Linked DNA regions of Homo sapiens: region 1 is linked to region 2. Evidence: chromatin loops called from intact Hi-C (ENCODE). Cell type or tissue: prostate gland. All regions are shown on one strand. Each heading gives the region's core, and the rest is flanking DNA. Links, peaks and the distances in the headings are about the cores only. Region 1 overlaps ARHGAP6 (Rho GTPase activating protein 6). Region 2 overlaps ARHGAP6 (Rho GTPase activating protein 6).

Evidence for each region. Hi-C counts contacts between places; a loop is a spot of excess contacts. Peaks named below come from ENCODE experiments on the same cell type or tissue, not always from the same donor. Only the 100,000 strongest peaks of a DNase experiment are listed, where the experiment ranks them.
Region 1: a loop joins it to region 2, with 2.1 times the contacts of the local background. A loop is called at or near these places in 1 of 110 quality-filtered maps.

Annotation. Positions count from the first base shown.
Region 1 is chrX:11,237,004-11,242,391 of GRCh38, reverse strand. All of the region lies in intron 2 of ARHGAP6 (Rho GTPase activating protein 6), which reads left to right. Among named protein-coding and RNA genes, the nearest start is that of AMELX, 54 kb to the left of the region's middle. In prostate gland, for the core only: no CTCF peak of the experiment used is centred there; a DNase peak (open chromatin) is centred at 2,901; H3K27ac peaks cover 4,842 bases.
Region 2 is chrX:11,162,247-11,167,634 of GRCh38, reverse strand. All of the region lies in intron 9 of ARHGAP6 (Rho GTPase activating protein 6), which reads left to right. Among named protein-coding and RNA genes, the nearest start is that of HCCS, 54 kb to the right of the region's middle. In prostate gland, for the core only: no CTCF peak of the experiment used is centred there; no DNase peak of the experiment used is centred there.

The DNA of each region.
Region 1 (5,388 bases), core at 135-5,134, 75 kb before region 2:
CCTTCTAGGGCATAATTTGATCATTAGCAGTTCTTACAGCAAGCAGTGATTACAAAGAACACCTAGTTAAGGAAAAACCATAGTTGAGCCTTTAAAGCTATGGCATCTAAACCATGAGATCAGCTTCCCTACCTCATGTTTTGACGGAACAAGGAGACGTGTTCAACAAATCAAATATCTTAATGATTTTTCTGTAATAGAAAACCACTTGCTTTGAGGTTCGAGGATCCAGAAGTTTTTTTTCTCCTCTTGAAGATGATATAGAAAAATTTTAGAACTAATCACCCTGCCAGAATAATTTACACAAAACAGAATAGGTTTCTTCTTAGTGTTTAACTGAAGGCATGGTGACCTCCAAGAGTCGACTTTCTCTACAGCAGTGAGAGACTCACAGAATGTTCTTATTTTCTGACCACACCTTTGATAATTTCACCACCACTTCAACATGTAAACTGTGGGGATTAGTACATTTCACAAGTACTTTGGGGAGCCTCAGCCCTAAGGAGAGGCATCGCTATTGCTTAAGAATACCATAAAACATTTTCTTCTCCAGGGAAACATAGACACTTTGGAAAGAGATTTTGGAAATCCTAGCCCACAAAGTGCTAGCAGGAAAAAGAAAGTGTTTAATTCACTGGGACTTATACCAACAAAAGTGAACCAATCACCCTGTTCCTATCTGCCTTTGTCTATTTCAATTAAAGTTAGTGGAAGAACTGTTAAGTATAAGTTAATAAGCAAAAACTTTGATAACATGAGTTTGGTTAAATAACCAACAATCTAGGGTATGAAAGATTTCTTGAAGATGACACACGCGCACACACACACACACACACACACACACACACACACACACACACGTATCCAGCATTGCCTGAATGATGGGACCAGTTTGGGCTTGAATACGTTTTCCATTATTTTCCATATAGATTGTTTTCTTCCACAATTATTATTTTCCCCTCTCTTGAACCCTGGTTCCCACTTAAGAAACTAGCAATCCACTCCTGAATTTGCAATTTTCTCATCTTTTTCACCAATAGAATGCTTAGTTGGTAAAGGGTTGGATTATAAGGAATCAAACATTAAAAGGGATAGGGTAATCAGAAAGGAAGGATGTCCTAAACTAAGCTGGTGGAAACCCCCACCAAAATTCAAAGACCCCAGAGAGGGATAACTTCATCCCTTAAGGTTGAACTCAAACATTAGCCTTTGCAAGCAGAACTGGAAGCAGTCTTCTCTCTTTTGTCCTGGCACCTAGTAAATGTCTTCTCCTCACTGAAGCATTTCTTCATATTGCTTTTTTTTTTTTTTTTGTCGCCCAGGCTGGAGTGCAGTGACACTACTCTGTCGCTCCGGCTGGAGTGCAGTGACACGATCATAGCTCACTGCAGCCTCAACCTCCCAAGGCTCAGGCGATCCCCCTGCCTCAGCCCCCCACCCCACCCCACCCCACCCAGTAGCTGGGACTACAGGCACGTGCCACCATGCCCAGCTAATTTTTGTATTTTTAGTACAGACAGGATTTCAGCACGTTGCCCAGGATGGTCTCAAACTTCTTAGCTCAAGGGATCCACCTGCCTCGGTGTCCCAAAGTGCTGGGATTACAGATACGAGCCACCATGCCCGGCCTCATTTTGCTTTAATTAGGTTTCCACATGTCTATCTCTAGCACTGAATTTTGAATTTTTCAAAGGCAGAGATAGCATTCATTCATCTGGGTTCATAGCACCTAGCTCAGAATCTCACCTATTGATCAATCAAAGGGTGGATGGGTGGATGGATAGATCAGTGTATGGAAGATGACATTTAAACAGATAACTATTATATTGTAAATAATATTCCCAAGCCAAGAATAGTCATCATGTTCTATGGTACAACATCCCTGGGCAGAGAATACTTGCTTAAGAATAGGGAAGAGATCCCTGTTTTGGCTCCCTTCCTAAATCTCTGGGATTCATCCCAGGTTAACTCTTAAACCAGAGCATTGCATTGGTCCCACTGTTTTCCCTTTCCTGGTCCCACTGGTTTCGCTTTCCTAGATTACTATTCCTCTTTTCTATCAGAGCTGCTATCCATTCCATTTCTTGGGATAGACTTTGAATATGAAGCAGGCAACTCAAAGTAGAAGGAGCAATTTTGAATTCATTCCACTCGGGGTGGCAATGGCAGTAAGTGGATCCTTTGTCCAGCCTGACTTGTCCTCAGGTAACACCTGTTTTCCTATGTAAACTTACTGGGCCAATTTAACTTATGTTGCTGGGATTAATCATTAGAAAGCACCAAACATGGAGTACAGGCACAATGAATGGCTCCCAAGTGCCAGGGGTCATTAATAATATTGTTACTTCTTTAACAAACCTCCTGTTCCAAACTGGAAATAAAATATCTGGTTCAGTCTTTCTCTTGCCTTATTTTTTGGGAGGTCTGTGGCTTGAAAGCCACAAAGAAAAGCCCTCAAAGTGAGAAATAATGAGATGAAATAATGAATTTTAGTTTTAATAAAGGACAAAATATGGTATTACTAAACCTTTTTACAGGATATCCACAGATCATATAACTCAATTCACATTTATATGTACATATATATGTAAAGAGATGTTATATTTTATTTTAAAAACAATATTTTGGTTTACAGAATAGGCATTGGAGCTTAAAAATAGATTTCTGTACTAATCAAATAATCGGTGTTCATGAATGCAAATGAAAAATACTGTCTGGATAACTTAAGCAGAAAAAGGATTTAGAGAACCTAAGATTTAGAATCTTACAACAACCTAATAAGCCACCTATGAAAAAATCACCAGCCCCATAAAAACAAATCTGGTCCATCTTGTTAGCTGTCCACTCCCTTTCCAGCAAACAGGCTCCACCAGAATGGCAAACATAATAGATGTTTCATGTCAGCTTAGGCACATGTTTTCTTTCAGATCAAGGAGATGCAAATAGGAGATTATTTCACTAGTTTCAGCCTGGCTTGTGAGTCACCTCCCTTCTTGTCACTAAACTGAGCTTTCAGTTCTGTGGAGCACTTCAGTGAGCAATACAGGCCTCCATTTTCTCACATGCTTGATAAGTGAGTTTCCAACCTTTGCTTGAATACATCTGGTGCCTGGGAGAAAGGACTTATTTTTTTTTAATTTTGGAATAATTTTAGAATTACAGAGAGTTATGAAGATAGTATAGAGTTCCCTTATGCCCCTTACCCAGTTTGCCCTGTTAACATAATAACATAACCTCAATGCTATTATGGTAACATTAATACCATAAATGTATTACCTTGGTACATTTATCACAGCTAAGAAACCAACATTGGTGCATTGCTATCAACAAAACTATAGACTTCACTCAGATTTCACCAGTTTCCACACTAATGTTATTTGTCTCTTCCAGAATCCTATTCAGGATACCACATTGCATTTAACTGGGCATCTTTTCTTATCTTTTTATTTTTATTTTTCAAATAACAAACATTTATCTTGTAAAACAGCTTCTGTGAATAGCTTAGCTTGGGTGTTCTGGTTCAGGGGCTCCTGTGAAGTTGCAGCCAAGCAAAGATGGGGCTGCAGTCATCTTAGGGCTTGATTGGGGCTGGAGGAGCAGTTCCCAGGCTCACTAGTATAGCTTTCAGCTGGAGACTTACCCCTTAGCTTTTTGCATAGGGCTGCTCCTGACCTGGTTTCTCACAAAGTGGAGGGGTGCAAGACAGAATACAACCAAATGGAAGCCACAATGAATGATGCTTTGTTTTGAGGCAGCTCATTCCACTGGTTCCATTTGCTGGCTAGACTGTCTTCCTATGATATCTTCCTGAATTTTCATTCTGGCCCATGGAGGGCTGGCCAGTAAGTCTCTTCATCCACCATGTTTAGTCCTCTAAATAAAAGGAAAGAACCACAATGTCTCCTGAGTCTTCTCTAAATGCTAAACATCCATTCATACAACTGTTGACTATCAGAGGGTGTTCCATACCTGATCCTGCCCCACCCAAGGAGAAAAAAACAGTTCATATAAAGAAATACAAGGCTATTTCCTCAAGAAACTTGGCTTATTCCCCCATCTGTAGTCCTAGAAATTTGGTAGAAAGATAATTATATGCAGACTCCCATTTCTTCGTAAATTAAAGAAAATTGCTATTGTGTCCCAAAGTCAGTGTGATACATAAAGGCTTCATAATTTGTAAACACTTTTACATTGTTCTGTTTAAAACAGAAACTGAGATAAAGTATAACTTGAGCATTGTGACAAGTGGGAAAATGTGAATGTTTTGTTCACATTTACATGATTTGGGTTCATAGCTGCTCTCTAAGTTGAGTTATACATAGACCAGTGGTTCTCAACTGGAGTAAGTTTAGTCCCTGGAGGACATTTGGTGATGTCCAGAGACATCGTGTGTGGTCACAACAGTGGTGGGGTGCTCTGGCATCTAGTAGATAAAGGCCAGGGAATGCTGCTAAACATCCTACGAAGCACAGGACTATTCTCCACTGAAAAGTTATCTGGCCCCAAATATCGCTAGTGCCTAGGCTGAGAAATCCTGGCACAGATTATATGCAGTTTCTAAAGGGCCACTTCCCTACTCTGCCACCCAAGTGTATCTTTTTAAATCATTTTCCCCTCACTTTTTCATTGAGCTCTCCTCATTGCCTATGAATTTCATTGGTTTGCTTTCTCCGAGAGTCAATTTTATTGGTCCAAATACATAGTAAGGCAGCTGTGGCTAATGAAACAGGAGATGGTGCCAAAAAGCATTCCTTCAGTCTTTTCTCAGCAGGATTTTTTTCAAAGCTTTGAATAAGCTAGGACCTTCCTTTTAGGCTAGGGTAGGTTCACAAACTCTGAGGCATACCAGGTAATGTAAGTGGGTACAGTGGCCCAGGGTTGGGTGCCTATGCTGCCTTGGGGCACATGTGAGGAATGTGGGACCCAGTGTTGCCAGCTCTTCCACTTTCCTCAAGAGGCTGGAACTCTAGATATGTATGTGAACTTTCCAAGATTTTGCATTAGGACTTAACTTTTTATAAAACTTTGTGTGGGCTAAAAACCACCTGAATAGTAGGGGACTGGATATGGCCATTTTGCACCCATGAGGCTGGAAATTTGCCTGTGTGTGTAGCAGCACCAGAGGAGGTCTTTGTCCCCAGCAGACATTTAGATTCTTTTCCACCCTCATGTCATATTTCAGTGCAGGTGATTTCCTTTCCTTTCCAGTAATGTAATCTTTATTGAGCTCTGCAAGTGAAGAAATTTAAAAGGGCTTAAACATTGATGCCATATCCCACATTCAGGTGCACCTGTGAATTGAGGCTGTTTACACTCATTCCCCATGATTGCCTGGATGAGAAATGAGCCTTAGCGCTTCTTGCCCATCATCCAGACTTCTGGGAGGGC
Region 2 (5,388 bases), core at 255-5,254:
ATACCAACAAAAGTTTTCCTGGCTTCTTTGAAAATATAGCTGCTGCCATTTTAATTGTGCCATCCCTCTTCTTTCCATTTCCTGCCACCTGAATTACTAAGAACAGTATAAAAACATCAGTATTCTACCTTTTCCAGCTTTTCCCAAATCTGATCTTTGTTTGCCATTCTCTGTAGGGATTGATGTCGGCATTCTCTCATATTTTTGGTCTCCAGTTATAGTCTTTACTTCTCATAGAGGCCTTTCCTGGCCACCTTGTCTAAAATGCACCTCCACCCTCCATCACACACACACACACATCATCACTCCCTATTTCCTTTCCCTGCTTTTTCCCCTTAGCACTCACCACTGTTAACATTGGGTCTTACAAATTTCTCGTTTATGTTCGCCACTCCCTAGAAATGTAAACTACATGACAGGATGATTTTTTTGGTCCATTTCTATCTATAGTACTTTCTTTACTGCATTACCCCTGTGCCTGGGACATGGTAGGAACACAATAAATATTGGTTGAATTAATGAATGACTCAATGGTTGTTCTGTGACATATGATTTCCATATTACCAAGCCTTACTCCTTATACGTATGAAAAGATTTGGGCATGGAGAAATTAAGGATACCTTTCTTGGAGTAAGTTAACCATTAATGTAATCATTCTTGACCTCTTTAGAAGGATTCTGGTAATCATATATTCAGAAAAATAACAGTGGAGTGGGAGGAAGAGGGAGACAAATATCTCAAGTCTTGGTCTATGAAAAGAAACTGACTCTGGAACCAGAAAATTTACTATCGTCCTGTCCCTGTTATATATTGGCTACATGACCTCATCTTCTTCTATTTCTTTAGTTATCAAATACTAGATTTGAATGAATGATAGCCAAGACCCCTTCTAGTTGTAAAATCTGCATGGTGCTATGCCCTAGCACTGACTTCCCTTCCTTCCTTTTTATAAAGCACAGGAGAAAATTAATCTCATCACATTTTAGATTATCTTGGCATATTTGGCAGTTGAGAAACTAGTCGGCTATACCAAGGCTGGTGGTTTGTCAGCAAAGCTGATCTGCATGGGTGGACAAAAATGTAATCTTGTATGTCGCTATGTTGTTTTGTTTTGTTTGGCTTTTTAAAGAAGCTTTCAGAATTATTATAATTCCAAACAAAGAAGGATGAAGCTAGTCAGGGCCTGATGGTTAAAAGTAGTTAGTAATTGTGCAGTTTCACAGTCCTTGGGTTTAAGAGCTCGGAAAGGGAGGTGTCACTTCTATTAGCATTAGAAAGGAAGACTTGTTAGGAAAGGTAGCTGTGAGCTTGTCCTGGAAGGCAGAACAGACCTGGAGGCAGTGATTCCATAAAATAACTGGTGGAAGGGATGTAGAAGCTCACAGAGGCCTGGCAGGGACCCAAAATTTGTTCTGGGTGTTCTAACATCCTTCATTTCCTGATGCTGAGACTGCCTCTCCCAAGTGGCCACTCTCTGAGTTAATGGGAAAGGGCGGAAAAGAACCTGGCTTCGTCCTGTAATACAGAAGAGGAACCTAGATGCAGAGGTTGACACACAATTTAAGAGTCTGGCTAGGACAGTCTTTTGCATTGGTTGTTTGCTTTTCAGGTACTGGTTTGGAAATCCTTGAGCTGGAAATAGATCATAATAGCAGATATCATGACCACAGATATCAAAATACGAAGGCAGTAGATTATAATGGTGGTTCTCAAACTTGAGTGTGCAGCAGAGTTGCAAGGAAACTTAGACATTCAGATTCCTAGGATGCACTCCCGAGAATCAGATTGAGTAGCACTGGGATGGGGCCCAGAAATAATCTGCACTTTCTAGTGAAGACCTCCACAGAGTTCTGGTAGTTTCCTAACCACACCTTTGGAAACCATATCTTGGGAAACACTGGTATGGTAGAAAGACCATGTGCATTGGAATGAGCTACCAAAATTCAAATCCCTGCTCAGCCACTTATTTGCTATGTAATCTTGGGCCCCACAGTTAACTTCCCTAGCCAAAAGATGAAACAATGTGACCTAATTTACAGGACTGTTATAAGAATTAGAAATGACATTTTAAGGCACCTAGAACAGAATTAACATATATTAGGCATTAAAGGAAGATTTCTGCTATTATTACATTAAAGGGATAAGGTGCCTGCTCTATCAAAGCGTGTTTGGGTGTTTTCTTGGAAATCAAGCCCACTCTGCCCACTGTGTATAATGCTGTGACCTGATCCCACACATATATACTCCTAGGCCCTTACTCTGCTCTTTTTATTCCATAGCATTTATTACCTTTTAACCCACTATATAATTTACTTATTTTTATGCTTATTGAAACCTAACAGAATACAAACCTTATAAAGGCAGAGATTTTTGTTTGTTCTGTTCACTGACATTCATACCACCTAGAAAGTATATGGCAAAAGATGGGTGCTCAGTAATTATTTGTTGAATAAATATTGCAATTCTGTATTACTAGAAAAAAAATGTATTTTTGTTTCGATTTTGTCCAGTGTCCATACTGCTTATATTCCCTTACCTTTAAATCATGACCCTCCACTTCTGATATCAACACCTGTTGAAAAACTGGCTAACATAAAATGATACTCTGTGGGAGCACTGGAAATCAAGGATAAGAATCATTAATATCTACACAAAGTCATTGGTATTATCCTAACCAGAAAGTTCTCACTGACTAAGTCATTGATACATGAATTGTTCTGAAAGTTGTTACTTCTGTAACTAATATTGGGAATTCCAGAGAAAACTCATCATTGCTCTTGGGATTAGTAAGAACTTCAGAGCAGAATGGAGAAAACTGTCAGCTTCTTCTAAGGGCTGATATTAAACGATTCTTACTAGGACTTCTTCTTAGGAGAGGGGCAAGAAAGAGAAGACACCACCCTTGTAAGCTGATGAAAAGTCCGGAGTGCAGTGGAGACGTGGGAAAGCCAGTGTGTTCCCACCCCACTGAGTTGTCAGCCTGAACTGGGGACCAGCTTAGTGCACGTGGGAAATTTCAAATGAGCACTACTGGGAGCAAGGGTCAGAGGCTGTGATGAGGATTCCGAGTCAGAAGCCAAGCTTTGCTTTGTGTTCTCTTCATTCCCTGATGAAAATCGCATTTTCTTAAAGCCACTTTGCACACCAAGTCAAAGAGTCAAGCATTCATCCAGGTCATCAAGCAAGAAACCACCCCTCCCAGTATATCCACATAATTATATATGATTTCCATTTCCTTTTCTATATATCACAAATACCACTGTCTACGTGCCAGGGTTGGGCTACTCATTACGTACATTATTGGCTTGTTTAAATCTCACTACCATTTCATGAGGAGTAAGCCAAGTTTGTTTGCCCAAGTGATGCAGTGACTAAATGAATTATTTCTACAGCATGATGCCTCCTTACACAAAAGAAGAGGCATTTTGATGTGGTATCTCAGATATGGAGTCCATTTGTGGGGAAAGAACAAGAAAATATGTTTTAGCCAATCTGGAAATGAGGAATGAAGACCTTTAACAGCAGTAATACTGCTGGACTAATCATAGCACCCCTGATGTTCAGGCCAGCAGATGGCTTCCAGAGCCAGCAAATGTTCTGCTATAGTCTGCTCACTTGGCCCTGTCTGTAAAGACAGAACATGTGTACTGTTTGTGTCCCACAAAGGTGGAAGGAAGCAGAAGCAAATTATGCCTGAACCTTTCCCACTCCCTTTAACCTGTTGCCATGGAGCAAAGACTGCTGATTTCTTTCATCTTTGCTTGAGTTATCCTCCAACATCGTTCCATGAGCCCTGGACCCTTCCACTGTATTTGTTCACTAATGTACCTGAATTGCCAAAACATGCTGCCTGACATGTATCAAGCACTTGAGAAATATTTGCCGAATTTAATGCATCTTGACCCTCCCGTGCACCCAGACCCCTTAAATTATTAAACCACCTGTCACAACAGAGCCACGCCAAAGGTTCTAAGCTGGGCCTGTCCTTGTTTGAGCTTTTGCTCCCATAAACAGCCAAAGTGATTTCTTTTAGTGTGTTTGTTAACTACAAAATGCCATCATGATTTCCAGTGCTATTTACTTTTGCTGGGTTTTAAATGCTAAAGCATCCTTCTTGGTCAAGTGCAAAGTGGTGGATTGGTGTGGAACATCCAGTGACAAGTGCAGTAGGGCTGGGTCCTGGGAATAGCTCTTCAAAAAGCCCTTAATGGTTTATTGTGGTGACTTAGTAAATGGAGAAAACTCAACTCATACCACTTTTCTCTCTCAGTGGTTTATGGAATAAACTACCTCATAGCAGTTATACCCCAGGCAATAATTCAAGGTTTCATTTTTAATTTGATCGGGTAGATTTTAATTGTGACAGTTTTATTCTTTCATATGTGCAGTGTTTACATTTTTTTCTCTGAAGCAGGAGGGGCCAAAGTTCTTTTGATTTTTGGAACAGCATTATGCTTTGAAGGAACTCATTAAAATCTAAGGAGTTGAGTCTCCAGATAAACAAGACCATAAATGGTACCCTTAGAAAATATCTAGAATTGTTACAAGGTTGACTAAAGCCCAGTAGAGATTTTGATGTGAAACAATGAATTGTAAATGAAGAATCACTTTGGGCTGGGTTTCGTTTCTTCTTTTTAACATGCAGAATTGCTTGATTTTTTAAAAAATGTAATATGTCTTTCACTACCCTTCTCCTTAGTTCCCATTTTGCTATATACAAAAATCCCAGAAGCAGAAAATGAAAACGTTGTTTAATTATTGAGCTATCTTTTTCAAAAAGTTTTGAAGTTTTTGTATTGATAAGAAAAATAGCTTAAGAACTTAGAAAAAATCTGATGATAATCAGTTGGGAAAGAAAATGTATTTTCCCACTCTAGAAATGAACAGCAAGAAGACTGTGCTGCAGCATGACATAGGTACCACTGATAAGTAGAGAGAAACATCTAGACAAGGGCAACGTAACACATGCAGTCCATAATCCTGGGTGATTTTAGATTATTATTATTTTTAGCCATTTCAGCAACATTCACTGCACATCCACTGGGTAGAAATCACCACCCTAGCTTGTATTCTGAAAGAGCATAAAATTGAGCAAGAGAGTGTGTAAGTGAATGACGGGGTGAGGGTCATAGAAGTGCAGGTAAGACCTTCCAGAGAGGAAAGAGTAGGAAGGCAAAGTTAGAGGAGGAAAATGAGACATCATTTAGGAAACATTTGACTGGCAAGGAGAACAATAATCAACTGCAAATGGCTTTCGACATCAGCATTTATTATGTGACACAGTAAATATGGGGGGGGGGGCACAGTTTCAGTAGCTGGGTAGCACTTTGCTCTCTCTCTCTCTGCTCTGCCATCTTCAGCTGCAAAATGGCTACAGTTGATAACAGC